6 separate regions of the Mus musculus genome follow, and regions 1, 2, 4, 5 and 6 are each linked to region 3. Evidence: chromatin loops called from intact Hi-C (ENCODE). Cell type or tissue: left cerebral cortex. All regions are shown on one strand.

Evidence for each region. A loop is a pair of places that touch in the nucleus more often than their neighbours do. Peaks named below come from ENCODE experiments on the same cell type or tissue, not always from the same donor. Only the 100,000 strongest peaks of a DNase experiment are listed, where the experiment ranks them.
Region 1: a loop joins it to region 3, with 4 times the contacts of the local background. A loop is called at or near these places in 7 of 42 quality-filtered maps.
Region 2: a loop joins it to region 3, with 7 times the contacts of the local background. A loop is called at or near these places in 7 of 42 quality-filtered maps.
Region 4: a loop joins it to region 3, with 5 times the contacts of the local background. A loop is called at or near these places in 9 of 42 quality-filtered maps.
Region 5: it touches region 3 in a loop (6-fold over the local background); 11 of 42 quality-filtered maps call a loop at or near these places.
Region 6: a loop joins it to region 3, with 8 times the contacts of the local background. A loop is called at or near these places in 11 of 42 quality-filtered maps.

Annotation. Positions count from the first base shown.
Region 1 is chr6:22,517,479-22,522,478 of GRCm38, forward strand. No RefSeq gene overlaps it. Among named protein-coding and RNA genes, the nearest start is that of Gm38774, 110 kb to the right of the region's middle. In left cerebral cortex, a CTCF peak has its summit at 2,159 (motif pointing right); no DNase peak of the experiment used is centred here.
Region 2 is chr6:22,492,107-22,497,106 of GRCm38, forward strand. No RefSeq gene overlaps it. Among named protein-coding and RNA genes, the nearest start is that of Gm38773, 100 kb to the left of the region's middle. In left cerebral cortex, CTCF peaks have their summits at 2,023 (motif pointing left) and 4,563 (motif pointing left); a DNase peak (open chromatin) is centred at 2,020.
Region 3 is chr6:22,982,483-22,987,482 of GRCm38, forward strand. It overlaps Ptprz1 (protein tyrosine phosphatase, receptor type Z, polypeptide 1), which reads left to right. Exons shown (of 30, transcript NM_001081306.1): 9 at 3,649-3,833; 10 at 4,849-4,975. Gm30493 (a long non-coding RNA gene) reads right to left here and starts at 3,215. Exons shown (of 3, transcript XR_377374.4): 1 at 2,351-3,215; 2 at 1,388-1,494. In left cerebral cortex, a CTCF peak has its summit at 2,011; DNase peaks (open chromatin) are centred at 1,948 and 2,468.
Region 4 is chr6:22,499,669-22,504,668 of GRCm38, forward strand. No RefSeq gene overlaps it. Among named protein-coding and RNA genes, the nearest start is that of Gm38773, 110 kb to the left of the region's middle. In left cerebral cortex, no CTCF peak of the experiment used is centred here; no DNase peak of the experiment used is centred here.
Region 5 is chr6:22,119,079-22,124,078 of GRCm38, forward strand. Cped1 (cadherin-like and PC-esterase domain containing 1) reads left to right here. Exons shown (of 22, transcript NM_001081351.1): 7 at 384-526; 8 at 1,906-1,978; 9 at 3,179-3,346; 10 at 4,474-4,578. Among named protein-coding and RNA genes, the nearest start is that of Cped1, 140 kb to the left of the region's middle. In left cerebral cortex, a CTCF peak has its summit at 3,093 (motif pointing right); a DNase peak (open chromatin) is centred at 3,120.
Region 6 is chr6:22,322,793-22,327,792 of GRCm38, forward strand. The region is part of intron 5 of Fam3c (family with sequence similarity 3, member C); the gene reads right to left. Among named protein-coding and RNA genes, the nearest start is that of Fam3c, 31 kb to the right of the region's middle. In left cerebral cortex, a CTCF peak has its summit at 3,004 (motif pointing right); a DNase peak (open chromatin) is centred at 3,007.

The DNA.
Region 1 (5,000 bases), 470 kb before region 3:
ACATGATAACTGCCAGTTGTGCCAGCATCATTTGTTGAAAATGCTGTCTTTTTTCCCTACTGGATGGTTTTAGCTCCCTTGTCAAAGACCAAGTGACCATAGGTGTGTGGGTTCATTTCTGGGTCTTCAATTCTATTCCATTGGTCTACTTGTCTGTCATTATACCAGTACCATGCAGTTTTTATCACAATTGATCTGTAGTAAAGCTTTAGGTCAGGCATGGTGATTCCACTAGAGGTTCTTTTATCCTTGAGAGGAGTGTTTGCTATCCTAGGTTTTTTGTTATTCCAGATGAATTTGCAGATTGCCCTTTCTAAAATGTTGAAGTACTACTCAGCTATTAAAAAGAATGAATTTATGAAATTCCTAGGCAAATGGATGGGCCTGGAGGGCATCATCCTGAGTGAGGTAACCCAATCACAAAATAACTCACATGATATGTAGTCACTGATAAGTGGATATTAGCCCAGAATCTTAGAATACCCAAGATATAGAATACAATTTGTGAAGCATATGAGACTCAGGAGGAACGAAGACCAGGGTGTGGACGCTTTGCCCCTTCTTAGAATGGGGAGCGGAATGCCCATGGAGGGAGTTGCAGAGACGAAGTTTGGAGCTGAGACAAAGGGGTGGACTGTCTAGAGACTGCCATATCCGGGAATCCATCCTGTAATCAGCCTCCAAATGCTGACAGCATTGCATACACTAGTGGGATTTTGCTGAAAGGACCCTGATATAGCTGTCTCTTGTGAGACTATGCTGGGGCCTGGCAAACACATAAGTGGATGCTCACAGTCAGCTATTGGATGGATCACAGGGCCCCCGATGGAGGAGCTAGAGAAAGTACCCAAGGAGCTGAGGGGAACTGCAACCGTATGGGTAGAACAATAATATGAACTAACCAGTGCCCCCCCCCCCCCCCCCCGGAGCTCGTGTCTCTAGCTGCATATGTATCAGAGGATGGCCTGGTCGGCCATCAGTGGAAAGAGAGGCCCATTGGTCATGCAGACTTTATATGCCTCAGTGCAGGGGAATGCCAGGGCCCGGAAGTGGGAGTGGGTGGGTGGGGGAGTGGGTGGGGGAGGGTGTGAGGGACTTTTGGGATAGCACTGGAGATGTGAATGAAGAAAGTACCTAATTAAAAAAAAAGAAGTCTACTATGGAACAGTCTGTAAGGGGAGATGGATGAGTGTGAAGTGACTTTGAGGCCACCTCTCACCACCTGTCATATAATAACTAGTGTCCTGCTCAGTGCAAGTATTCAATCTTCACCTAGAGAAACATAGAGAAACCTAGTCAGAACCAACCAGGCAGATGCTCCTTCTATGTAATTCTGGCAAACACATTCTATAGAAATTCTGTATGGGCAACAAGATATTAATAAAAGTTTAGTAAATGTTAATGGAACTAGGTTTCAAAGCTGTTTCCTCAGGCTTTTTATGCTGTTTACAACCTTATGGTAACTAGAATATAATTATTATTCATTCTTTTACCCAGACTACAGTGTACTGGCATTCTCATGACTTCAAATTCCCATATTTCCTTTCAGTTTAGGTTCCTTTAGTTTCCTCACTAGCTGCCACTGGGATTTGTGGTCTTATCAAAAATTTTAAATCAACTTTGAATTAAAGTAATTTTAAGTTTATAATCCTTGTTTCCACACATATTACTTGTTTCCACACATATTACACCATGCCAGACTTCCATGAATGGAATGAGAGGCAGAAAACTTTAAATACTTTAAATACAAGTCCTAAGTTTCAAAGCTATCACTGGTTTATTGATTTAATCAATGCCCCCCCCCCCGGCAAATCATTTAACCTTTAATACAATAACACTGTGCTTTGTTTTGTTTTGTTTTTTAATTTGAGGGTATTGCTTCTGCCTTTGGGTCATAAAATCATCTGAGGTGTACTGAGTATTCCTGAGTGGCCCCTCCCTCCCTCCCTCCCTCCCTCCCTCCCTCCCTCCCTCCCTCCTTCCTTCCTTCTTCCCTTCCTCCCTTCCTCCTTCCCTCCCTCTCTTCCTCCCTCCTTCCCTCCCTCCATCCCATGTCCCCTCTCTTTCCTTTCTTCTTTCCCATGTCTCCTCCTCCTCATTCTAAGATTTATTTATTTCATGTATATGGGTGTTTTGCCTGCATACCAGAAGAGGGCACAAGATCCCATAATACTACAGTTATACAAAGTTTTGAGCTATCATGTCAGTTGCTGGTAATTGAACCCAGGACCTCTGGAAGGACAGCCAGTACTTTTAATTACTGAGCCATCTTTCTAGCCCCAAGTAGCACTTTTCAACAAGGACCAAAACATGACAGGAACACACTTAAAAGCTATATTCTTTGTGGAAAACTTTAAAAGACTTTGTTTTCTTAGTGTGATTTTTATTTCCTGTATTTACTGAGATAAAAATGCATTTAAATGTTTGTTTGGTGAATTTGCTTGTGAAAATATGTGCAGTTGTGAAAAAATGCAGTTGTGACTATCATTATGACAAATAATGCCAGATGGTCCTGGGATTTTGTCTTAGTCAACTCAGTTGACACAACCAAGTGTCATAGGCTGGGTAGCACAAAACTGTTAACTTTCTCATAGATCTGTAAGCCAGAAGGTCAAGATGAGGATGTCAACATGGCCAGTTTCTTTTTTGCTTATAGGCAACTAAAATCTCTCACTGTGTGCTTAGAGAACTTCTTTTTTATGCATGCACGAGAGAAGGAGGACAAGAAGGAGAGAGAGAGAGAGAGAGAGAGAGAGAGAGAGAGAGAGAGAGAGAGAGAGATCAGAGGAGTGAAGGGCATACATAAGTGTTATGCTCTGATACCTGTTTTCAAAGGATACTGTCCTAGTGACTGTCAACTTGACACAGCCTGGAGCCTTGTGAGAGGAACAGCTCTATTGAGGAATTGCCCAGATAAGATTGGTTGGCAGGACACTGTCTTGACTGTTAAGTGATAGATGAGGGTTCAGCCACCTATGGAGGTACCATTCGTAGGCTGGTGATCTTTAGATGTGTAAGAAAGCTAGCTAAGAATGATTTTGCAATTGAGCCACAAATAATGTCTTGTTTTTGCATGATTATTTTTGTTTGTTTCTGATTCAAATTCTTGAATCCCTGCCTGCCCCAACTTTCTTTAATGATGGGTCATGATATGGAAGTATAAACTGAATAAATTTTCTCGTCTCATAAGTTGCTTTTGTCTGTTCACAGTTTTATCACAGTTGCAGTTTTATTACAGCAACAGAGATAAATACTCATGTGCCCCATTTTAAAAGCTCATCTCATAACCTCATCTAACATTACCTCCCGAAGGCTCATCTCTAAATGCATCTCTAGATGCTATTGCCTCAGGGTTAAGGCTTTCACATGTGCATTTGGGGGAGGGGGGCATTTATCTTCTAGCTCCCGACTTACTCTGGCTCAAGGGTCAAACCTTTACTATGAGAGGTATAGTAAGACTTGCCTCTAAACAGTAGCAGGGATTGTTATTTCTTTCTTTCTCTCTCTCTCTCTCTCTCTCTCTCTCTCTCTCTCTCTCTCTCTCTCTCTGTTGGTTTTTGAGACATGGTTTCTCTGTATAGCCCTGACTGTCCTGAAACTAACTCACTCTGTATACCAGGCTGGTCTCGAACTCAGAAATACACCTGCCTCTGCCTCCCATGTGTCAGGATTAAAGGCGTGTGCCACCACTGCCGGGCATATTTATGTTTTTGAAAAGAAGAATGGTAACAGTGGAACTGTGGAGAATCCTTAGCCCAGGAAAAGTCACATGGTGGCGTAACTCTGGAAGCTGTGGCCAGGTTAGTGAGGGACCCTCAAGCCGAGGTTGTCCACCTGAAGAGTCCCTCCATCTGTGGTCAACAGTAAGACATACGCCACACTCAGTCCTGGACCTCCAGGTGGTCAGGTGAAGTGTGCGCATGTGTGACGGTGGTAGGGGATCCAGAAAAGCTGCCTTTGGGCTGTCAACCAACTCTGCTGATACAGGGGGCTTTTAGAACCATGCCACACACTTCAGTGGCTGTTCCACCCCACTTCCTATCCTGTGCAGATACACTTGGCTACCCAAGGTTGGAGGCAGCTCCCTGGTGTTTCCCACGAGCTTGTCTTTGAGAAGATGCGCAGAAGAGGACAGATGAACCAAAACAGAAAGCCCTTCAGTGAGTATTCTGGTTCTCCTCACTAACTTCATCTCCTGATATTTGCCTTCTCTATGTGTCCACCCCTATCCCTAATTTCAGTTTGCACTTGGCAGGTCGAGCCCTTTATCTGGTGATAAAATTCTCCTTCAGTTTGAAACCCTTGCTGACCACAGTCCTTCCATAAAGTGATTGAGAATGTACATTCTACTCTGCAAGGGCTGAAGAGAGTGGCAGGAACACCTGTGGAGATTGGTTCCATGCGGATCCTTTCCTGTTCCCGCTGTGTAAAACAATCCCACACTCTACTGGCTGGTTTTATGTGTCAACTTGACACAAGCTGGAGTTATCACAGAGAAAGGAGCCTCCCTTGAGGAAATGCCTCCATGAGATCCAGTTGTAAGACATTTTCTCAATTAGTGATCAAGAGGGGAGGGTCCATTATGGGTGGTACCATCCCTGGGCTGGTAGTCTTGGGTTCTATAAGAAAGCAAGCTGAGCAAGCCAGGGGAAGCAAGTCACTAAGCAGCACCTCTCCATGGCCTCTGCATCAGCTCCTGCCTCCAAGTTCCTGCCCTGTGTGAGTTCCTGTCCTGACTTCCTTTGGTGATGAACAACAATGTGGAAGTGTAAGATGAATAAACCCTTTCCTTCCCAACTTCTTTCTAGGTCATCATGTTTTGCGTGGGAATAGAAACCCTGACTAAGACACTCACCTCCCACAGAGGAGACCTATTACTCTCAAGAAAACAAACCCTGAGCTATGAAAAACTATATCTGTCTGAATGATAAGTTTAAAGATACTTTTAGCTTTATGATATTTGGAAACAATCAATTTAATATGAGGTTCCTGATTGTGTG
Region 2 (5,000 bases), 490 kb before region 3:
ACAACAAAACCAGTTTTGACTCTCCTGGTTCTCTTCCTACCTCTTTCTTCCAATAGTGCCAAGCCTGCCGTTTTATCTCACACTAACACTACTTTATAGACCGAGCAAGCTATTGCTTGATTCTAGAATTGATAATAAGAATCAATCCAATTATTTCCCCCTTTGTTTTTCAGTTATATAAAAATGTTTAATGACGTTTATATATTTACTTGTATGTGTGCATGTCCCACTGTCAAAAGGCGCTTCTCTGGCCAAGGCTGAAAGCTGCACTAGTCTAAGGGTGTCATCATAAATATTTAGAAGGCATTTTAATGACATTTGTTCAGGAAAAACATTAGTAGGCCCCCCCTGATAGGGTCTGTCTACCATCTCTCTAACCATAGGCTTTTGACCAAGTAAGTCTACCATATAAGGTATGCATTCCCTTCTGTGAAGAGGGCATCGGATCTAATCGGGAAGGAGTTGGTTTCAGCCCAGGGTAGTTATGCCTCTCCTGTACCACTGGGCACATCTTGTCTGATAGATTAATATGGTAGTACCCCGGGGTCCACAGTTTGTTTACTCTTTCTTATAAAGCTTTATGTCCAACCACCTGCAGACACACTCTTCTGGCAACAGGTGGTGTGTGTGTGTGTGTGTGTGTGTGTGTGTGTGTGTGTGAGAGAGAGAGAGAGAGAGAGAGAGAGAGAGAGAGAGAGAGAGAGAGAGAGAGAGAGAGAGATCTTTGCTGTCTGGTCCATTTTGTCTCAGACAGTGTGGAGAGAAATCCCCATGTCTTGTGAAGAGTGGAAGACAAGGTGAGGTTCCTTTCCTCTGTTTCGTTTCCCAAGGAAAAGGAAGCGTAGAAACGTAGAAAACGACCAGACGAGACAGCGAAAGACGCTCAGACAGTAGCACATTCTTTGGAAATAATTTGCACTTCAGGGATTTAGAAAGTAGAACACTTTCAGCTTTAAAAAGCAGTTTATGCTGCTTTGCTGCACTCCTCATTTGCCAAACAAATGATTATGTTACTATTTTAAGCACCGCATATTTAGTGCACGACTGTGGTCTGTCGGAGATACTTAATCACGCTGATAGAGTAGAAGAGTTGCAGGAAAGGAAATAACTAGAGCCGCTGAATATCCCACGCCTGCCCCGCCCCGCCCCATCTCCTTAGGATTCTGCGCAAAGGGAAGCATCCGCTACAGAGACATTTTAGCTAATAACTTAACAGACGGAAAAATATGTCCTAAGATCTGTTCTGTATCAAGTGGAAATCATAAACTGACAAATTTCATCTATTTAAGAGACGACCCCGAATCTGGAAATTTGAGGCTATTTCTCAAAAATCATCAAAATAAGGACTCGGCTTTGTCTGGGGCCATAGTTTTCAAACCTAACCTGTGAAATCACAGAAATTACAGTTTGATGACTCTGGGTTACACAAGCTGAAAAACTGGGCTCAGTGGGACAAGTAGCTTGCGTATCTGACTTTAGGCAAGACACCTTCTATCGACCGCTATTTCGATTTTTTCAGAAATTTATGCAACGTAGAAAAAAGCTTTTCTGTTTGTTTGCTTAGTTTTCGAGATTGTATTTTAATTACAACATTTCATTTTTTCCTTCTTCTTTCTTCTAAGCCCTTCTGCACACCCCTCCCTGGTATCCTTCACATTCATGGCCTCTTTGGGAAAGAGCTTTTAAGGCCCAATAATGCAGCATTTTCGGCTTGGCAGAACACTGCGGGGCTGACTAATCATCGTAGACAGTTCTTAACTAGAGAAGGAAAGCAGTTTCGAAAAAGTGGCAAGACTTAAACACAAGTACAGTTACTACTGGAATCCTATGTCGTTGAAAACATTTAGAGAAAAGTTTTTTTTTCCACAAAACTGCTAAAAGTAATTTTCAGCAAATAATATTTTCCCCCCTTTTCTTTTAAAAGTGGAATGCTCGCAATTTAAGAAATGCTGACAAAGCTGTTTCAGGACTCATGAGCCAGGACTGGCTATTTTAGATTCTCATGGCGCCATCTAGTGATTGAGACAAGCAATAGCATCTGTATTTGACCCAAAGGCTTTTTGCTTCTGAGGCTGCTCTGTGGATTTTTCTGCAGGGGTGAGTAGAATAACCACCTCCACAGACTTCGCTAGCTCTGCTCCGGGATACTGAGAAAAAAAATAATCTCATAATCTTGACACGGCTTTAGCCTTATTTGAATGAAAGGATATGGTTCTCAGCAAATATTTCAATCGTGCTTTTATCTTGAAATTCTTATTAATCTGGTACGACTTCCCTTTAAAGTACATTTTGCACTACTTTTTTCCAATTAAAGTTAACATGAGGCTAGAATTCACATTGAATTTAATATCAAAAATTGAAGCAGGAGACTGTTTCTGAAATTTGTAAGATGTAATGAAGTGTTTAAGACTACTGCATATTTTAATTAGAAAAGGGGACTTTCTTAGGAAGGAAAAGGTTGGATGCTTTATGCAAGTGGTGTTTTTATTGTGCAAAGGCACCATTCTAAAGAAGAAGCAGGAGGTTGGCTGTGAAAGGCAGGGAAGGCTGAGGGTGTGGGGCCCTGACTATCAGAAACTTCCCCTTTGGTTTCTAACGTTGTAAATACCTTTTCTCAAAGAGCTGTAAAAGGAAAATACTGGTACCTACCTATTTACTTACAATTTAGAGAATACATACTGTTTAAGAAGACAAAATGATGTGGAAGTATAAGATGCCCTAATTCTTTGGTGGAACCAGGCTCTGCCAAAAACCAGTGTCAGATGAGGCAGGGTCTAAGCTGTGGAAACAGCTGAGGAAGAGATCTGAGGATCAGCCTAGCCTGGTCCACCGCAAAAATCGGGCGAATATTGTACACTCAAAGCTCTTTCCCAAAGATGCCATGAATGTGGAGGAAAGCAGGGTGGGGTGAGTGGAATTTTAGGTCAGGCACTTGGGCCCCCTTTTTTCTTTTCTTTTTAGTGATCTCCTGTTGAGGTCAACTATGGCTCTTTTCCTGGTCAAAATTTAATTAGGTAGGGATACACACCACACACACATGTGTATTCATGTGTGTATAAAATCATATATATATATATATATATATATATATATATATATATATATATTTAGCTTTCTCTCTTTCTTAATAGCAGTGGCTGTGTATGGAGAGTTTTGTGAGTTAGTAAAACAACCCCCTAGAGAGAAAAATTTAACCCCAACTTTTAAAAAATTCAACTTAAACTCTTACAGTGTTTATAGTTTATAAAATTAAACATATGAAAGTTGGCCAAAGTTTAGAAATCTGATAAATTACACACACACACACACACACACACACACACACACACACACACGCGCGCGCGCGCGCGTGTATTAGCAATAAAAGTTCATCTCTCTTTTTACAGCTTATAGAATTCCTTGTTGAAATAGAGTAACTACCCTCTTGGAAAAGAGGGGGCTGTTTTATGAATGATGAATATATCGTTTTTTTTTTTTGTTGTTGTTTTTGCTTTTAAAGAGGTATTTATTTATTTTATGTATATGGGTACACTGTAGCTGTACAGATGGTTGTGAGCTAACATGTGATTGCTGGGAATTGAATTTAGGACCTCTGCTTGCTCTGGTCAACCTCGCTCTCACTGGCCCCAAGATTATTTATTATTATAAATGAGTACACCGTAGCTGTCTTCAGACACACCAGAAGAGGGCGTCTGATCTCATTACAGATGATTATGAGCCACCATGTGGCTGCTGGGATTTGAACTCAGGACCTTCAGAAGAGCAGTCAGTGCTCTTAACCGCTGAGCCATCTCTCCAGCCCAAATATATTGTAAATGGTAAGGGTGAAATTCACCTATGAACAGAAGCTTCAGGAACTCCAGGCAGGTTTCTTTGTCATTTTAAACCTGGTGTTCAAAATCCATTTGCTAGAAGAATGTTTGCTTTCCAAAACAATAACATTATAGACTGAAAAACCTTTCAGGATGCATGACTAACTGGCAAAAAGTCTTCAAGGTGACCACGACACTGATATACATTAGCCTGAGAATAGATTTGAATCTAGAGTAATTGAGCTCTTATGGAATGAGCCAGATGCTAAAAAGGGCCGAAAGAAAATTCTGAGGATTCCTTCCCGAGGAGAAGCTGGACGTGGTGGCGCACGCCTTTAATCCCAGCACTCGGGAGGCAGAGGCAGGCAGATTTCTGAGTTCGAGGCCAGCCTGGTCTACAAAGTGAGTTCCAGGACAACAAGGGCTATACAGAGAAATCTTGTCTCAAAAATCCAAAAAAAAAAAAAAAAAAAATAAACCCAACCAACCAAACAAAAAGCCCAAACAAACAAACAAACAAACCCCCAAAGTACCCCAAAAACCCAAAAACAAAAAACCCAACAAACCAGCTTTCCCTGGCTAACTGCTATACCAACAAGCAACAATTTCATTCTCATCAAATTAGGCTTGTGTTTCTTTACTGGTAACGTACATATTGAATGAGTGGCTTCAGAACCATGTTTGTATTTGTCAAATCATAACAATGACAGTGTCAGGGTAGAATGTCTCCTCATCACTCCCTGCTGCCCTCTACTGACACCTGAATGAGGGGACAATCACAAGTTTCCACTCCCTAGCAGGTGGAGAGATAGTCCTGGATCCATTCTTGACTCTTAGCAACTCTGATAGTTTGTTCCTTTCCTATTGTGATGTTTGGTCAAAGACACACAGTGATTATCTAAACTCTTACTTTCTCAACTTTCTCTTTTCATTCTCTGGCCAGAAATAACAAGCATTTTTATGAACCTTACTCCCTCTCCTTATCCATTGGCATCTCCAGGTAACCATCTTCTTCAATCTTATTCACATCTAAGGTATATGAAGGGTTAAAGTTATAAAAATAACACACACACACACATATATATATAAATACGCATATATCTACATATCCACACATATTCATACACATATACAAACATACACATGTTCACACACACACACACACACACACACACACACACACGTGCG
Region 3 (5,000 bases):
TGTGACAGCAGATGCTGGCGAGGATATGGAGAAAGAGGAACACTCCTCTATTGTTGGTGGGATTGCAAGCTGGTACAACCACTCTGGAAATCAGTTTGGTGGTTCCTCAGAAAGCTGGATATAGTATTACCAGAAGATCCAGCAATACCACTCCTGGCATATACCCAGAAGATGCTCTAACTTGTACACATGCTCCACTATGTTCATAGCAGCTTTATTTATAATAGCCAGAACCTGGAAAGGACCCAGATATCCCTCAACAGAGGAAAAGATACAGAAAATGTAGAATGTTTACACAGTGGAGTACTATGCAGCTATTAAAACCGACTCTATGAAATTCTTAGACAAATGGATGGATCTGGAAAAATATCATTCTGAGTGAGGTAATCCAATCACAAAAGAACACACATGATATGCACTCACCGATAAGTGGATATTAGCCCAGAAACTTAGAATACCCAAGATACAATTTGCAAAACACATGAAACTCAAGAAGGAAGACCAAAGTGTAGATACTTTGATCCTTCTTAGAAGGGGGAACAAAATACCCATGGAAGGAGTTACAGAGACAAAGTTCGAAGCAGAGACTGAATGAATGACCATCCAGAGACTGCCCCACATGGGCATCCATCCCATAAACAACCACCAAACCCAGACACTATTGCAGATGCCAACAAGATTTTGCTGACAGGAGCCTAACAAAGCTGTTTCCTGAGAGGCTCTGCCAGTGCCTGGCAAATACAGAAGTGGATGCTCACAGCCATCCATTGGATGGAGCACAGGGTCCCCAATGAAGGAGCTAGAGAAAGTACCCAAGGAGCTGAAGAGATTTGCAGCCCTATAAGAACAGCAATATGAACTAACCAGTACTCTCAGAGCTCCCTGGGACTAAACCACCAACCAAAGAAAACACATGATAGGACTCATGTCTCTAGCTGCATATGTAGCAGAGGATGGCCTAGTCGGTCATCAATGGGAGGAGAGGCCCTTGGTCTTGTGAAGGTTCTATGCTCCAGTAAACAGGAATGTGAGGGCCAGGAAAGGGAGTGGGAGGGTTGGGGAGTTGGGGTAGGGGGATAGGGGATTTTCAGAGGGAGAAACTAGGAAAGGGGATAGCATTTGAAATGTAAATAGAGAAAATATCTAATAAAAAATTTTCAAAAAGAAATTATCTAATTAAAAAAAAAAGAATGCTGTGGTTATATTCCAACTAACACTTTTCTACTTTACTCAAGACCTTTGAGTTTTATGTGGTGCATAACTGAATTTTAAAGAGTACATTTTAAAAGACTGTAAGTCACTTTAAAGTATCCATTTTCTCCAGAAAAAGGAACTTATTTTAGGAGGAGAAGATCTACAAATTATATTGCCAGGAATCCCCTCATACCTTCTACAGGTGCACTTCTCTACCAGGAAGAAGGAGATGGTCTCAGTTTCCCCATGATAGCTTCTGTGCTGCCCTTAGTTTGAGATTGGTTAATTGTTTTCTGCCATCTGGTGGAAAAATCACAGAATCGTCACTGACAGCATTGTGTGATGATATAGGCTAAACATAGCTTAGAAAATAAATGTTTGGTCTGAATTCACATTTTTCACAATGAAAGAATTTTTCTCTTATTCTTTCCTCTGATTCTTTTTTAACATTTTAATTAATTATTTTATTTATTTACATTTCAAATGTTGTCCTTCTTGGTTCCCCCTCCATGAGCCTCCCACCCCATCCTCTCCCTTTCACCTCTAAGAGGGTGCTTCCCCACCCACCCATCTACTCTCACCTCAAAGGAACACCTCACTCTAACTACCCCCAACAAAAAATAACATGACTTGTTTGCAGAAAAAAATCCTAACTCGTGTAAATGTATCCTTGTTTTCATTCAAAGCACGTGCTTATATTTTGTGAATAATTAATGTACTGCTGCAACCACGGAGTTGATCTGCTAAATTGCTAAAACCGCATTTAAGTCAGCGTTATTTGTGCAGGAAATTGTTAGTCACGGTTGCCCTCGTGTGTTTATGAGACGAATTACAAACTAGAACAGAGAAAAAAAAATCCATTAGGATCATATTCTAAAACGGCTGCTGGCATATTTCAGATGTCTTACCCATGGGGATTGGTTTATCTAAGACACCTAAACACTTACAGGACACAGCTTTGTAGTTTTAGATATCCCTGGAAAACAATGCCCAGACAGTGAGTATCTTTCTTCTTTCTTCTTCCTTTCTTCCTTTCTTCCTTCCTTCCTTCCTTCCTTCCTTCCTTCCTTCCTTCCTTCCTTCCTCCCCCCCCTCTCTCTCTCTCTCTTTCTTTCTTTCTTTCTTCTATTTTTAATTAATTGTTCTATTTACTTACATTCCAAATGTCGCTGCGCTTCCAGAGTTCCTCAGCTCATTCCCCTCCCCTTTGCCTTTGAGAGTGAGCTCTCCCCTCCCCCCATCTTCCTCTCCTGGTGCATCAAGTCTCTACAGGATTAGGCACCTGCTCTCCCTGTGAGGTCAGCCCTCTGATGTATATATAATGGGGCCTCGGACCAGACTGTGTATGCTCTTTGGTTCCCAGGACTCAATGGGGGTGACATTAGTCAGTGAGTTTGTTAATTCGTCTTTTTCCTGAGAGATTTTTCTCTCCATATGCTTTGCAAATGTCTGTGGGAAGTAACCTTTTCTGTGTGAGTTACTCTAAACTTATTACATATATGTACATGCTGCCGACCATCAAGACTGTTTTCGAAGCAACTGAAGTTTGGCTCAGTTCCCACCCAGAGTGATCAAAAAGTTACTTTCAGAAGTTTTGGAAAGTTTTTCACAATATTATTTCCACAGGAGACAAATATCCTAATTCCCTGTAGTTATTTATTTAAGCTTTTAATGATACCAGAAATGAATTTCATCAGCGGTTCTCAAAAAGACAAGACTGATGATTGTAGTTATGATATGGATTTCTAGGGTTGGAAATTTTGAATTATATTGACTTTCTCTAATAGCAAAAATCCAAATATAGATAACGCTTTATAGTTTTTTTCCTAAGTCCTAAGCTGAATATGTTTGTCAAGTCTCAAGCAAGGCACATTACAGACACCATGAGTTTGGAGATAAACACTATTCATTGTTTCTAAAATGACTGTTCATGTCAAGCACTCTAAAAACTATGTCCTAGGCAACAGCAAAGGAAAAGGGGGAGGAAGCTATTGTTCTTATTATATTTTAATGGTTTTAAAAGGGCAGAAAATAATCAAAGTACAGTGTTTTCACGTGGGATTTTTGGAAAGTAACTGGATTGGGTTTGTGGATGGAACATCTGTGACTAAATCCTGGTGGTGCTCTAAGGGCACAGGAAGAGACCATACAGACAGTGAGGTCTACACATTCTCCCATCAAGATGTGTCATAGTCAAGGGGCCTCAACCAGGACTTCTACTCTCCAGAATTTGAGCCAGAGTAACCCTCTTTTTTTACGAACAAAATCTAATTTTAGGCACAAAAAGATCATCAAAAGTGAAGGTATCATGATAAAAAGGCAGAATATCTTACTTCATGTTGAACTAAAATATAATTTAAAATGTCCAGAGAGTACATTTTACTTAATATAAACCCTGGAAGCCAACAATGACTCTGCCAATGACTCACTTTTTATTTTATCTTTTTCCGGAAGTGTGTAGTTCAGAACCAGAAAATGTGCAAGCTGACCCTGAGAATTACACCAGCCTTCTGGTCACATGGGAAAGACCTCGGGTCGTTTATGACGCCATGATTGAGAAGTTTGCAGTTCTGTACCAGCCACTGGCGGGAAATGACCAAGCCAAGCATGAGTTCTTAACAGATGGCTATCAGGACTTGGTAACTATAAGATGAATTACTTTCTGTCTGATAACATTATAGTTTGACTTCCAAGGTAAGAACTTACAAATACCCATGTATTTTTTTTACTTTTGGTCACTTTACATTTTGAGTGATGATGTTTCCAGGGAATATGGTATAATAAATAATAGCAGTAGTTGGAATTAAATATGAGAACATCATGACACTGTCAACAATGTTATGGAAGATGGACACATGGGAAACTTAGGCATTGGACATTATTAGTGTGCCCCTCCTTCATAAATAAAGTGATGTAAAGAATAATTAAGTACTCTATTTAAAATCTCACATTTGGCCCAAGAATCTCACCTTACATATGTTGTGTATTCTATATTATCAAAAGAAAAAACAAAAACGAACAACAACAAAAAAACCACGTAGTGGACTTAAAAATTGTTTGCTTTGCATTTCTAGATAACATGTGTAAAGTGATAACTGGGCCATTACTTTGATGACAGAATAATATAAAACACCCTCTTAGCCATTTAGGGAATTACAGATAATACAGTTCAGAATCCTTTTGTGACCCAAATGTCACAGTTTGGGTCAGAGACTTTGATTTGGTAGGGGTAGAGAAAGGTGAGCAACCTCTCATCTGCCTGCAAGTACAGAAAGACACCGCAAAACCAGGAAATCTCTGAGGTCCACACTTAGGCAGCAAGACTGGTCCTGGGAACCCATTTAATAAACCTGCCATTATTAGTATGTTTGATAGTATATGAACACAACAGATAAAATTTAACTACTCTTAAATTAATTTGTCTACAATATAGAGATAATAGTATAGGAGAACTGAAATAGTGAGCAAATATTTCCTCTCATAATTTATAAAGAAAATGATTTACTGTTTTGTGAGCACACATGTGCAAATACACATACATGTGACCACACGTATGCATTTGCATGAAGGCATAAATAGTCAAGATTAATTTTTCACTGTTAATAGTTTTCTGAGAATAACATCTTTGTATAATTTGGATTATCTTTCTCCTAGGGTGCCATTCTCAATAATTTACTACCTAACATGAGTTACGTTCTTCAAATAGTGGCCGTATGCTCTAATGGTTTATATGGAAAGTACAGTGACCAACTGATAGTGGACATGCCCACTGAAGATGCCGGTGAGTGCTTCTTGAGATGTTCCTC
Region 4 (5,000 bases), 480 kb before region 3:
TTTGATGCCCCCCTGAGATGTATAGTCTTGATGGAGTCACACACATCACAACCCACACGTGTCACTGAATACTTACTGTTCCAGATTGGACCTCTCTAGGAGTGTCATCTACTCTCTGGTTCTCTGGTGTCTTTCCAGGAGTCAAACTTTTCTAACTTTCCCATAACACAACCGTAGGCTACACAGACCATGTGCCTTTTCTTGGGTGACATGACAAACCCAGCCCTCTACTGCACCCTGCCACCATTCTTCCAGCATCCCTAGGCTGTACATACCCTAGGAGATAAAGCATCCTTGTCACTTTAGAACCACATAGACTCATTTAGAGCTCATCTAACCTACGTTCCTCAGTCTAAGGTTCTTGTGGCCATTTTGCATGCTAATTTTAAATTCACAATGATTTTTATCTCTTTAGGTTAATATTTTCTAGAGGCAAACTGATACGTTCCCATTTGAAGGTGATGAAACCTTACTGTCTTAACTTCTATATTGGCATCTACACATCTACTTGGTACTTATTTTTCTATAGCTTCAGGATCTTGGCATATATGTACACACACACACATTTCCTCTACCAATAGCATATATTTGTTTGATCTTTTTAGAAATACGTTATGTCTGCAGATTCTTTTTAGTAAGTGCAAGCTGCCTATAAACGCTGGTACTCCTTTATAGTTTGCATATATCCTGACACTGCATAATGGTTTTGCATCCTTCTCAACCATGTACAGTTTCTTGGTGAATGAAAAACAGCAATTTTATGCTAAATTCCTATTTTGTAAAAAATCTCCACCAATGATAATTTCAAAATGTCAAGAACTGTTGTTCAGCATTAGCATGACCTACTTATTTCAAACAGTTCTCACTGTTGTAAAGTTCTAGTATGACAATAGATTTGGGCTCCTTAGGAATTCATGGTAATTAGGTTTGCAGATGCCTTTAAATCTCATTTTTAAAAAAAGATTAAACACACTGGGGGGATGAGTTAGATGCTGCATGTCAGTTAGTTCAATTACACTGTAGAACAAGCTTAATTTCAAATCACATACGCCATCTACCCATGGGCTTATTTAACTGGAAAAATACATTTTGTGCTTTTTAAAAAAAGATTTATTTGGGTTGGAGAGATGGCTGAGCAGTTAAGAGCACCAACTGCTCTTCCAGAGGTCCTGAGTTCAATTCCCAGCAACCACATGGTGGCTCACAACCATCTGTAATGGGATCTGATGCCCTCTTTTGGTGTGTCTGAAGAGAGCAATGGTGTACTCATATACATTAAATAAATAAATTTTAAAAAAAGATTTATCTTTAAAAAAAGATTTATTTATTTATTATGTACACAGTATTCTTCTTACATATGTGCCTGCATGTCAGAAGACCTCATTACAGATGGTTGTTAACCACCATGTGGCTGCTGGAAATTGAACCCAGGACCTCTGGAAGAGCAGTCAGTACTCTAAACCTCTGAGCTATCTCTTCAGCCCCTTAGTCTTACATTTTGTAAAACAAGATTACGTTGAAGATTGAATCCAACAAAATCAGTATTTGAAAAGAGGTAAAAGTGTGACATGGTTTTCTAAAGATAGCCCCAAATGCACGGGGAAACATTCATACTTCAAGATTTAGACATCTTTTACTACTCAGATGGTACCACTTAGAGACCTAGCTTCAATTATCTTGAGCATTTGTGTTATCTTTGAGTTTCATTAGTGCTCTGCTTAGGAAATACTTTCATTCTATGTTTCTTCTTTCCCATGGGCTTCAAGTTTCTTATTTTCACTTTCAATCCATATTTTCCCCCATTGTTTGAATGATAAAATCCAGTGTGGCCCATTTAGGTTACTGAAGCATAAAAATGAAAAGTTATTTCTGTCCCCAGGTTTTAGGCACTCTGGGGATAGTTGACTTACAAAAATTTTTTTTTAAAGAGTCAAACATTGTTCAGAATATAACTATTCAAGAAAACCACCAGAGATAAATTTATCAGTGGTAAAAAGCTATGGGATAAGTGAGTGGTAGATTGAAAGTTGGAAGAGGTCTAGAAATTGGAGCCCCCAAACTAGTTTTCTACAAATAGCTTATTAGTTGGCTGTCCTCTGTCATGCACAGGAAAGGGTTGGTAATAGAAGGCTCACTCTGCAGTTTCCTTTCCCCTCCCTTTCTCTTCTAGACAGGGTTTCTCTGTGTAACCCTGGCAATCCTGGAACGCATTTTGTAGATGAGGCTGGCCTTGAACTCACAGAGATTTGCCTGTCTCTGCCTCCTGAGTGGTAGCTATCCCTCTTCCAATAGATATTTTCTATATCCCCCCACCCCCGGCCTCCAATCTTTCACCGCACCTCTGTTCTGTCAGGAAGGAACATCAAGAAGAGTGGGGATGGAGGGTAGACCTCAGAATTGAACCTGTTTCCTCAACTGTGTCTCTTCGAAGGCCACACTGCGTGTGAAGATCTGTGCTGGCCCATAGCATACCTATCATTGCGTTGACTTGTTCTGCTGTCTGGTCACTAATTACTGTCTTGCTCAGAAACTCTTCACAAGTGAGAACTTCCAAAGGAGCAACCGCCCTTACAAACTGAATCCCCTCAGTCCATCCTTCACTCCTATGTGCTAGATTTCTAGTCACTAGGTCCTTGTGATCGTCAGAGGACCACCACCCTCGGACTCTTGGAATTGTTTCCTGGGACTTTGACACAGTACCCAGCCTACCTCAGATTATATGTAGACAGGTGGGCGAACTGGACCAAGGCTGTGGTACCCAGATTGCACTGGCCATGACAATACTAGTTGGGGATAGTTTTATGTAGAAAATGGTAGGATTATATTTTTAATGTAATGATATTTTAAAAATTCATATTATAGAACTCTGGAAGTTTCAGAGACTTTGAAGTCAATTTTTCTCCAGTTTCCCCCTGATATGTGCCTTACTTAGAAAAAAAAAATCATAGGTTCACCCTGGGTTAAACAAAAATTTATGGTGTCTCATGAGATAAAAAATTCCATTGTCCTTGAAATTCCATTTTTTCCCCACTATGAATTAAAACAAAGTTTTAAATTTCATGCTCAGCAGACTCAGGAAAAAACTCTCCAGGTTTTGTTACATTTCCTCTGGTTTTATTTTATTTGGAAATGGAGAACAATCTGTCATCGTTGTCAGGATAATAGTCTTTCATACCCTAGAAAACTATTATTATGTTGATTTCTCTTGAGTTGACAGTATAATTCCCTCTGTGTAACTCTTTCCTTTCTGACTATTTAATCATCATGCTAGCTGCAGATTCCTTTCAAATCCCCTTTCTTTCTTAGTATACACCTTAGAACAACATATTAAATAAATGTTTTTCATACATTAAATCAGTAATCAGAGCTTGTAGTTGAGAGTTCTGCTGAACACCCTGGAAGGTTACATTCTGCTTTTTTTTTGTCCCCTGAAGAGGTGCATTAATGCCCTGTGTTTCAAGTGTCTACTACTCTGTGAATAAGTGCCCGAGGGAAGAAACACAAAAGCAGTCAGTATGCATGCACATCAGTTTCGCTAACCTTAGATATTTTTTTCTGTCTTTCAAAAAGTAGAGTTGATCTGGCTGGGGTGGTGTGCAGATCTGGCTGGGGTGGTGTGCAGATCTGGCTGGGGTGGTGTGCAGATCTGGCTGGGGTGGTGTGCAGCTGTGATGCTAGCACGAGGGAGGTGAAGGCAGAGGATCCGGAGTTCAAGATCATCCTTGGCAGTGCGGTGAGTTTGATGCTCATCTGAGGTACATGACGTCCTGTATATCAAAGAGGAAAAAACAGCATAGATGCATCATTTGATCTCTGAGCTGGTGGAACCATGAAAAGAGAAGAAACAGTCTATTGCAAAAGCATTCAAGACCCAAGCTTGGATTTTACCTATTCTCTCTTCAACTGTAGGTAGGCTTTTAGTGACTTGTCTCTTCACGACTTAGCCTCTTTACTAATAAACTGGACTTTTGAGTAAGTGTTATGTTTTGAAGTTGAATATCACAACTCGACAGCCTGGACTTTTATGTAATGTCACAAACCTTCAGTTTCAAGAGAACTTAGGGTAGTCTCGGTAGCAAGGCTTTTTTTGTTGTTGTTGCTGTTGTTTTGTTTTTTAAAATTTTTTTTAGAAAGGATGCTGTCCTAGTAGTGTGTCTGTTTGAGAATCTTTGGCTTCCGCGAGCTTACTCATTCATTTGTGATCATCTATGCAATTAGCTACTCAATCTACACACTGTGCTGTGGCTGACTCTGAAACAATCATGAGCAAATCTTTCCATCCTCATGAGCTTCAGTTTCTACATCAAAAACAAAATGAGAGAGAGAGAAAACAGGGAATATTAAGGCACTTTTAAAACTTGGTGATTCTGGCATTTATTTAGAAGAGATCCTAAGAAATTACAGAAAGGGAATTAAAAAACAGTTTGAGATTCAACTGAGATACAAATCAATAATAGTGAAAGTATAGATTTAGGGGTTGGATTTCATTTGGTAGAGTGCCTACCCTGTATAAATGAAGCCCTAAGTTCAATCTCTAGCATAGATTTGGTATGGTGGAATATTCAGGGACATAGTGAGTTTTAGGTTAGGCCAGCTTGAGCTACATGAGACCCCGTCTCAAATACAAAAGCAAAAAATAAAACAGCACACAAACAAAATGTAAGCAGAGGATAACTTTCAAGAAATAAAGATTCTTAAAGTTGAACAAAATTTGAGAAAACAAGGGGAAAATGTTGCTCTTTCCACATACCTTGGAAATGGGGACTCTACTGACCAGTTTATAAAGGTCACTGGTATTGTATTCATCCATACACATAACACATACACATAAACTAGTTGCTTTTAAGGGTGTTTGCCTATAACTACACAATATTTGGTTAAAAGAAGAAAGAAAAACAACTATGCATATAAGAATGATTCAACTAGCGGCTGCAGAGATGGCTCAGTGGTTAAAAGCACTGGCTGCTTTTACAGAGAGTCTGGGTTCAGCTCCCAGCACT
Region 5 (5,000 bases), 860 kb before region 3:
AGAAGTCCACTCTCCTGACTGATAGAGCCACATGTCAAGCCACAGAGCTCAGATTGCGACCCTGATACTACTTTAGGTGCACTCTCCTTCCAATGATCCCATACTCTAAGAAAAATGGAAAGAGAATGCCAAGCTGAGTTGTAAGGTATTTGAACCTTTCTCTTTTTCTTTGTGACTTAAATGAAAAATGTTTAAATCTTAGATTCTCACATTTTTCTATTTAAAGGGTTTTTTCTTGTTTTTTGTTTTGTTTTGTTTTGTTCATTCGTTTGTTTTGACATGGAGACCCTAAAGGACCCTAAGGATCACTTCCTATCACTGACCTTGGAAACAATAGGCAGATAGAAATTTATTTTGCCATGTCTGTTTTTTTTTTCCCCCAGCTGCAGATGTTTTTTGAGACATTCCTGAGGACCAGTTCGCCTCTGCAAGCACTGGACAGCATGAAGGAAGCCATTAGCAAGCTCCTGTTGGTAGCTGAGGTGTTTAGTGACGCATCTACTCTGGGACCAAAGACCTTCAATAGGTGAGCAAGAGACAGACAAAGACAGAGTCAGAGACAGAGTCAGAGACAGAGACAGAGACAGAGACAGAGTCAGAGACAGAGACAGAGACAGAGTCAGAGACAGAGACAGAGACAGAGTCAGAGTCAGAGACAGAGACAGAGACAGAGTCAGAGACAGAGACAGACAGAGACAGAGACAGAGACAGAGACAGAGTCAGAGACAGAGACAGAGACAGAGACAGAGTCAGAGTCAGAGACAGAGACAGAGACAGAGACAGAGTCAGAGACAGAGACAGACAGAGACAGAGACAGAGACAGAGACAGAGTCAGAGACAGAGACAGAGACAGAGTCAGAGTCAGAGACAGAGACAGAGACAGAGTCAGAGACAGAGACAGAGACAGAGACAGAGTCAGAGTCAGAGACAGAGACAGAGACAGACAGAGACAGAGACAGAGACAGAGACAGAGACAGAGACAGGCAGGGATTGAGGGAAGGAGGGAAGAAGGGAGGAAGACTCTAAAATTTATTAGTGTAAAGCTTAATTATGGAAAGTAAATAGTACTTGGAAAAGTGTATGTCACCACATTATAATATGATCTTTTAAACATACATGGCCTCATTTACAGATTCTAAGACTTCAGAGTTTGGTACATGCCATTTTTGTATCCAAATAGTGAGAAGAAATAAAATTCAGGGTTTTTCATACTATCACCATCATAGTCATCATAGTCATAATCATTTCTTTTTCAGCAATCTTACTTTGCGACATACACTAGCCTCGGACTTATGATTCTCCTGTCTCCACTTCCTAAGTGCTGGGTCTACAAGCTTGTGCTTGGATCCTAAAATTAATTTGGAATTGTAGACAACTTTAAAGTATTTTCAGCAAATATACTAAGTATTGACTGCATATAACTTTGCCTAGATGTAATGCATTTTGTTCTCAAATGTCCTAATGATTTCAGATGCTGAGAAAGAAACAAAAGCTTTTGATGGGAAAATGGGGTCACCTCTGTTCTCGGACCTCAGCTTCTTTGACTCTAGCTTATTTGCTTTATTCTAAGGAAATGTTAACTCTAGTTGTCCAAAAAGAGAGAGGTGCTCATTCCCACACTTTCTGCACATGTCTGTGTTAAAAATAACCATATCAGGGTTCTCATGGAATAACATCATTAGCTAATGTAGTATATCATGCAAAATGGAGGCCTATTTGCATTTTCTTTACTGAACAAAGGAGATTCAACCCCACAATCAGTTTCATGTAATTCCCTATTATGCATGCTACTGACCTTTTAACTTATTGAAATTTAATAGTATCAATTATTAACAATGCTACAATAGCAGAGTAAGAGTAGCTAAGAGACTCTGATGTCCCGTTACTTTGTTCTTTCCCTTCTAGATGTATACAGTGTTTTCAGCTTTTAACCTTTGATGTTGGTTATGGAGATTCAGGATATCCTGTGGTGCTCCAGGTGAGTGAGCAGGATGAAGGGTGTGTATTGGGGGGTGAGAGTGTGTTTTCATTCACAGCTACCAGTTGGTTAATAATAACTAGCATTGCAGTCAGTACAGGCTGATGCACCCATGGCTCCTAACAAGTGGGGAATCTGTGAACTCTAATAACCATGGCAGACACACCAGGACAAACACCGAGTTTCCTGTAGTTCCCCAAATTCCCCAAATTCATGAACAAAGATGGTATTAAGTCAAATACGTGTTCACGGAGAAAAGCAAGACATATCGGTAATAGCAAACAGGTGACTCAGGGACTTTCGTGGTGTTGTGAAAAGATAACTCTGTCCTTGGTCTCCATTTTAAGTAAGAAATCTGTGGGGACTAGACAGACTGCTCACTGGCAGAATTCTTGCCTGGAATGTACTAAGTTGTAGGTTTTATCCTAGCAATACAAATAAACAAATTAGTTTTAAATTTTAATTTAAAGGCATAGAAAGTCCTGTGTATTTTAAAAATGTTTTTCTGGTATATGTACCTATAAATGTGAGGGTTTTTCTTTTTAGTTTTCTTTGAGTTATAACTCTTTTAGATTGCAGCATATTTTTTTTCAGATCTCAGCATATTTTTCTTCTAAGCAGCCTTCAGTGGTAAAGATTTTAAAAATTGAATCCATTAACTTATTTTTTAAAAGCTGTCTATTGAGCTATAAAGTGGGAAGGTAAGGGAAAGAAAATAATCTAATGGGTAACCAGAGTTCAACTCTACTAATATTTACTTTTTTCCCAAACTATAATATTTGCAGTTTTAAGATTCTTCTATAAAATTTTCAATCTTACAGAATCTTTAAGTGGCCATTCACTTTTCAAATGTAATCGTAGACATCAACCTTTTAAAAACGTGTGTTTGGGGAAGGATGTCATGTCTTATCTTCCGTGGAGAAATATAGTAAGCTATAAAGCGTTTCAAGATAAATGAACGCACTGTTGAAACAACTTTTGGTATAGCATTGGAAATGTAAATGAGCTAAATACCTAATAAAAAATGGAAAAAAAAAAAAAAAAAGATTGGCATCTTCCTTCATCAGAAGCGGTCCTCACGTTTACAAAACTGTTAGCTTCCAGAAGACCACTAGATGGCAGCTCTGGTCTACAATCCAACCTGGAATAAGCCAGGCCTTAAGGGCTCCTTTCACTGTACTGGCTTCTCTTCCTTCAAAGGTACATGAACATTTACATTTTCACGATGATGAGAATTTCAGCGCGGAGGACCAAAATGCGGAAAATATTATTTTAAGGGATACTTTCGACTTCCTCTTCTCCAATGCGTCTTCACTGTCCATGGTTTCTGAGATGTTGCAGAGGCGTGACTCAGCAGGTGCATTCGTGGTAAGCTCACACTTGCACACTGACAAGCGGTTTTGCAGTCACCGGTTATTTTTATTGTGCGATTTAATTCTTTACTTGAAATTAATTTGTAATTATTACCTATTATTGTGAGCTTCTGGATTTTTTTTTTTCTGGTCTAAGGGGCAACATTGTTTTATATTGACTCAGTGGGCCTGTGAAAGGTTATGAAAGAAAGTGATGTAAAAAAGCTCACAGTTGTTGAGGAATATTCATGGATACTTTGAAACAATGGTAGATGTTTATACACTTTAGGATACTTCACAGAGGCTCTTAGAACTCTTTAAAGGCAATCTAGGATGCCAGGGTACTCCAGGATGACTCCAGGGGAACTGATCTAAAACATTAATTTGCTTAAATATTCATGACTGTTAGCACTGCAAGCTAGATGCTGACAGCCAGGGTGGAGTGTTTCAGAGGAGTGCTGATTTTTTTTTTTTTTAATGGTAGGCTAGCACAATGGTTATACACTAAAATCTCTGTACAGGTTATCATAGTATATTCCTCCATTGTTTTTTTTTTTTTTTTTTTTTTTGAACCCCATACTTGGAGAATTTGGAAGACGAGAATGTAAAAATTCTCACAAAGGTACTGATAGTGTCTGTCATACACACCTCTTCCCACAGCATCACTCCATCTCAGGGTCACACTAGGAGGCAAATACTTGTGTGGAAACCTGGGCTGGTAGGTGCAAGTCTATGAAACCCTTCACCGGCAGTGATCCACACTGGGGCTACCTGCACAGATGCTCTGAGATATTTTCACCTCTAGAGCACTCAGAAGGCCCAAGGGGGAAACTTGCATTCCTAAACTGTGGTCCCACACATCCTGTCTCCTGCACTCACAGCCCCCACCCCCTTACTACCAAGGTACTGTTGGCTTAGCTCAGACAGTTGGTCTTATCAAGTATGTTTTTTTTTTAAATCTTTGGATAGTGTTGTGACAACATATCATTTCTGTGAATTCTATAACTTTAATAAGTTTAGCTGTTACAGAGTGTTACAGAGTTTGATCTATTTATTAAGAAGGAGTGAGGAAAGATGGTTGACTGGTTCCAAGTCACTTAATGCTTTTTTTTTTTTTTTTTTTTTTTTTTTTACCCTTTCTAGGACGGAAACTATGAAAAGGAATTAAATCAGTGCCTGTCATTCGAGGAAATTCACTCAATTAGGACTTTTGTAAAGGAACTTGGGAGTTTGGGACAATTCCAACTGGTAAAACAAAAGTGACATTTCTTTCCACTTGGTGACTGACATTATGATATTAATAGATTAGCCATAAACTGCCCGATTTTCCCCCTTCAAACCACACACAGATATTTCTTTACAACGCTTTTGTAAGCTGTTTCCGTCCTTTGGGGAAGATGTCGATGCTTTGCTTTAAGAGTTTGCTAATAATATGGACTTTACCAGAAGTAAAGGGTATGACATCACAGTAGCTGCCAGGGTGTCACAGGTCTCTGGGGAAGATGTTGCTATATTTCCAAGGTCTTTCATTCTTAGCTTTGGGGCATGTACAAGCAACCAGTTTGTTACTTTTTAATTACTCTTTTGAGGAAAAATAAGCATAATTAATATAATAAGACTTTTTAAAACAGCCTAATCTTAATTGGTAGTAGCAATATCACAGGAGTTCA
Region 6 (5,000 bases), 660 kb before region 3:
ATACCGTGCAGTGCCATCTGAGGCATTCTTCAAGCCCGCCACAGGACACGATCTCTCAACCATTCTCAAAACGCCAAAGGACAGACCCTTTCTTGTGTACCTTCTGTAGGCTCACTGTGACTGTGACACGGTGACATGAAATGGAGTCCTATGCTATACAAGCTCTTTAAAAGCCAAAGCAAGGAGTAGTGAAGCACTGTTGTACCCAGGCCACCCCACCGTGAACATTTTCCTAGTCATTATCAACGCAAACCTTCTCTGCACTCAGAAGGAATGCTGTACCTACGAATTATACCTCGCCACGGCTACACGTGGGCTGCCTGAGATAACCAGCGTAATGCTCTGCAGCTTACGGGCTGTCAACAATGGCAGGTGACCCCGTGAGACGCACGGCACAGTGGCATATTGGCTTGCTAACAGTTTATTTTATGGAATACAAAACCAAAGTTTGTAGGTCATGTTAAAAGAATTCCAGGTATTAGCGATTTCCTCAGCAGTGTATTGCAAGAGGAGGCGCTGTGCAGGCATGTGAGCATGCATACACTCACGTATGTGAATATTAGATAGAATGTGTAGCACATAATTTTGCAAATGAAGTCTCTAATGCTTTATTATGCATTCCATATAGTCAACTGGTTTCCACAGAAGGTGTCAGTGCCTTCCACAGAACTCATATCTGGAACTGAACTACAGTTGCAGGGAATTAATTCTAATACGTGAGTGGCATGTTCGTTTATGTAAATGAGTACGACAAAGTATGGAAAAAGAAAACTAATGTTAAGCTTCGTGCATCTGATGCTGAGAAGGGCTCCGTGCCAGCCAGTGCCTTCCTCTTTCTGCTAGTTGCAAACTGCAAACATGCAGGCATAGTGCCGTGATATACATCTAGGTGTCATTTACCGAAGAAACACTAGACCTTAATTCCAAAACCTTCCTGCTAAGGGACAGACAGTATCACTATAAGTCTCTCCAAAAAAGATACACTCAAAAACAGTGAGTAAATCTAAAGAAACTTCTTAAAATGTTTTTATTATCATATACAATATCCATGGGTTTCACTAATTTAAACAATTCTGCGTGTGTTTAGAAAGTATTTTTTTAAATCATATAGCCCATAACCCTCCCTCATCCCGTGTCGCCATGTCATGCCTCCCCCAGCCACACCTGCTGACCTCACTTCCTCTTCCCAACTAATCCCCTCAAATAGAACTTTAAAAAAAATGATCATGAAACTCAAAGTAAAGCTATCTGAAAACAGAAAAAAAAAATGCTAAAGTGATAGCAAGTACAGTGAATGTGAGTAGTTCAAACACACCAAATGAAGACGGAATGCGAACCATCAGCTATTACAGAACCACTCTATTTAACAGCAATGACGCCGACAGTAAGTTCATCTGAAACAAAGATACAGGTAACGGAACATAAAGGGGTGAGAAGGACACACACAAACAACCAAGCAAGGAAAAATAACCATCCATCAATTTTCAAAGCGAACAAAATGGACATTTCCCTGTGGTGAATTTTACAAATGCAAGACATTATCAACAATTAGAGCGATGCACATCAAGGCCTCCATGAGATACAACTTCACTCCTACTAGATGCTGTAGTGTCTGGGCTTATGGAGGACCCAGGACTTCACACTCGGCTGGTACAAAGGTCAAATGGGGTCACTTTGGAAAACAATCTGACAGTTCCTTTATAAGCCCGACAGCTATCTGAAAGTCACTGCCATACAAGCACAGAGAGTGGAAACACAGCCACAGAAAACCTGCGTAGAAAATGGTTCAGGAACACGGTTCTTACTAGTCAGAACGGGGAAACAATTCATACGCCTATCAACCTGATAAACGGCTATACAAATGAGCCATATCTATAATGGAAAAACATTCAGCTGTGAAAAGAATTAACTAGTTCGAGCTACAAGGTGGATGAACCTTGAAAGCATTATAGCAAGTGAAGAAGCCAGTTACCGAAGATGACACGGCTATGGAAAACATCAAAACCAAGCTTATCTACAGGGACAGAAGCAAACAAGGTTATTTAGGACACGGGTGTAAGGTGCGGAATGAATGAAAATGGGGAAGGGCCAGAGTTACAAGTGCGGTTCCTTTTGGTGGTATGAAAATGTTCTAAGCTGGGGCAGCAATCCCAGCATTCTAGAGGCAGAGGCTGAAGGGAGGGAGGGAGGGGAGGAAGGAGAGAGGTCTGGAGGGAGGTCGGGAGGGAAGAAAAATGAACAAGATAAAAAGGAAGAATAAGCCTAACATGACTATGGCAGAGGTCTTAGTTAGGGTTTTGCTGCTGTGAAGAGACACCATGACCAAGGCAACTCTTATAAGGCCAGCATTTAATTGAAGCTAGCTTACAGGTTCTGAGGTTCAGTCCATTCTCATCATGGCAGGAAGCATGACAGCATCCAGGCAGACATGGTGCTGGAGAAGGAGCTGAGATACGACATCTTCATCTGAAGGCCACTAGGAGAAGACTGACATCCCCAGGAAGATAAGGAAACTCTTAAAGCCCACCCCAACAGTGACACACTTCCTCCAACAAGACCACACCTACTCCATCAGTGACCCCCTCCTAACAGTGTCATTCCCCGGACCACCACACAGAGTTTGTACACGATGAATTATACGACAAACTCGATAATGAATCACACTACGAATGAGTAAAGTGTGGACATATATAAGCTACATCTCCAAGCTTTTTAAACAAAAGAATATGTGTGCTGAGCACACTCATAGGACGGCCATAAGCTTCACCACTGGAAAACTGGCTGGGCTGCATCAGAAGGGGAGCTCCTCAAAACACGTGCTCCAGACCCTGGAGAAGGACACTGGATGGTTCCAAAAGGTGCTGGTTACAACTGATGTGTTGGCTAATAATCAAACCCCAGCAACTTCCCAAATGGACTGTCTCCATCGTCTCAGAACATGCTCTATATTCCATCAAACAAGTCCAACACAGAACGAAGGCAGGCAGCAAGACGCAGTGCCGCAGGCTTCCCACGAGGGGGCAGCACTATCAAGTTAAACAGATTAAAGCAGGGAAAACCTGCAGTCAAGGAAAAACCACCCAAGAAACCAACACGTTAGGAGTAGTCACAGCAATTAATACATTTACTTTATTCTTGATGACTGTGAAGGGCCCTCTGGACCACTACACACACCTTTAGAAAGAGAACCTGCTTGCCCCTTGCTTCTCTCTTGCCCCTTGCTCCCCTCTCTGCATTCCCTTCCCCCCTCCACACCTCTACTTCTCTACTCTCTCCCTCTCTCTGCTTTTCTACAATAAATGCCTTAAAACAAACAAACAAACAAAACAAAAAACAAAAAAACAAAAAGAAAGAAAGAATGACCCTTAAGGGAAAGGCATAAACACTATACACTTTCAAATCATAGTTTGAACAGTTTTACCTCATATACCTGCCACCAGCTATGGCTACTTTAAGCATCTTGGGGGGCAGCTTCCCTGAGCACTAGAAATGAGCAGAGCCCAGGCAGGGTCTGCAGTTCGTTCGCACCTCCATAGCTATGATAAATAACAAACATAGTGATTACCTCTGTCCAGACAGCAATCTGGAGTACTCGTCTCTACAGTGAATTCCTGTACTCAGAACAGCTGCAGGGACATACATATTATATTATGTATTTGTAGAGAAACAGGCAAAAAAAAAAAAAAAAAAAAAAAACACCTGTTATGATTAGGGATGCCCTGTCAAACAGCTGGCTCCACTAACCGTGGCTTTCCATTGCTCTTTGTTCCACCAGCTGACTCATCTTATATAGCTATAAAATTCATTTTTTTTTAATGTAACACTCTTATAAAATTATCTCAACCCTTGACCTGTACCCATCAGAGGTTCATTTGTGTGTGGCCTGACCCACTCACTTCTAGAACTTTCCTTCCTTATGGCCTGTGAACATGTGCCTCCCGTCTGGGGTGTTCAGAAATGTCTGTCCTCCCTCTGGTTGTCTCCTGATCCCAAGTTTCTCCGACCACACTCAGTGTCTTAGAATCTATGCTCACCGGTTGATCTAAAGTTGGGCCCTTTCCCCTCAATGACGATCTCAAATTAGACTCTACCTTACTCACTCTCACAAGTAAGGGTCTCACTGCCTACACAGCTGGGGTCCTGGCTGACAACCACTTAGTTGCAATTACTTTTTAGGTATCTGTCACCACTGCTAGACTGTACATTCCACGACAGGGGAAAACACACTCAATCAACACCTGGTGAATGAATGGCCGTCTAGGCAAGCAGCCTCTTTACGTTAGCATTGTTTAAAAACCTTGTAAGTTTTCAATATAGAAATAATTCTACAAGAAAAAGGACTAGGCTAAGAACTGGTCCCTGCAGTCTCCGCACTAGAGATCCTTGGCCAATTACAAAGCCCTTCATGACCTGAGCTCTAGCTATAAAATTCCATCAATTATTAATCTCTCGTGGGAATGGCAGAATGATTCTTGAAATGCAGCTGATTAGTGGGCAGCCTCAATTTTTTGGTTGGGCAAACTACAACAGAGTACAAACCCTACATGACATGCCCACCAGGCTAGAACCAAAAGATCTGGCTGCCAGCCCGGTACACTTATACTAAGCCCTACTGTCAATAAACATTTATCTTCTGACCTATGTAACTGCGGTTGGAAAACTGGCTTTGGGAAAGGGTTTAATGTTCTCCTTGCACTAAACTCTGGGCTTCAAAGAGGTGACTGTGGGCGAGGTATTCCAAGAGAACTTTCCTCCTCTTATTTAGATTCAAACTTGGACTCTTTAGTGCGACAAAGGGGAGTGTGTCTAAAGACCCAGAAACGTCCAAAACTTGCACACTCTGCTGTGTCATTAAACAGATCTGGGGTACTGAAAAGTCAGAGTGTAACTGACAGTTGCTGCCCATTAGCACTCGGGGAAAATGAGCAGAGCTTACAAGCATCAATTTTCCAAGAAAGTGTTTTGCATGAGGCCAATCCTTTCATAGTTCACTGAAATTT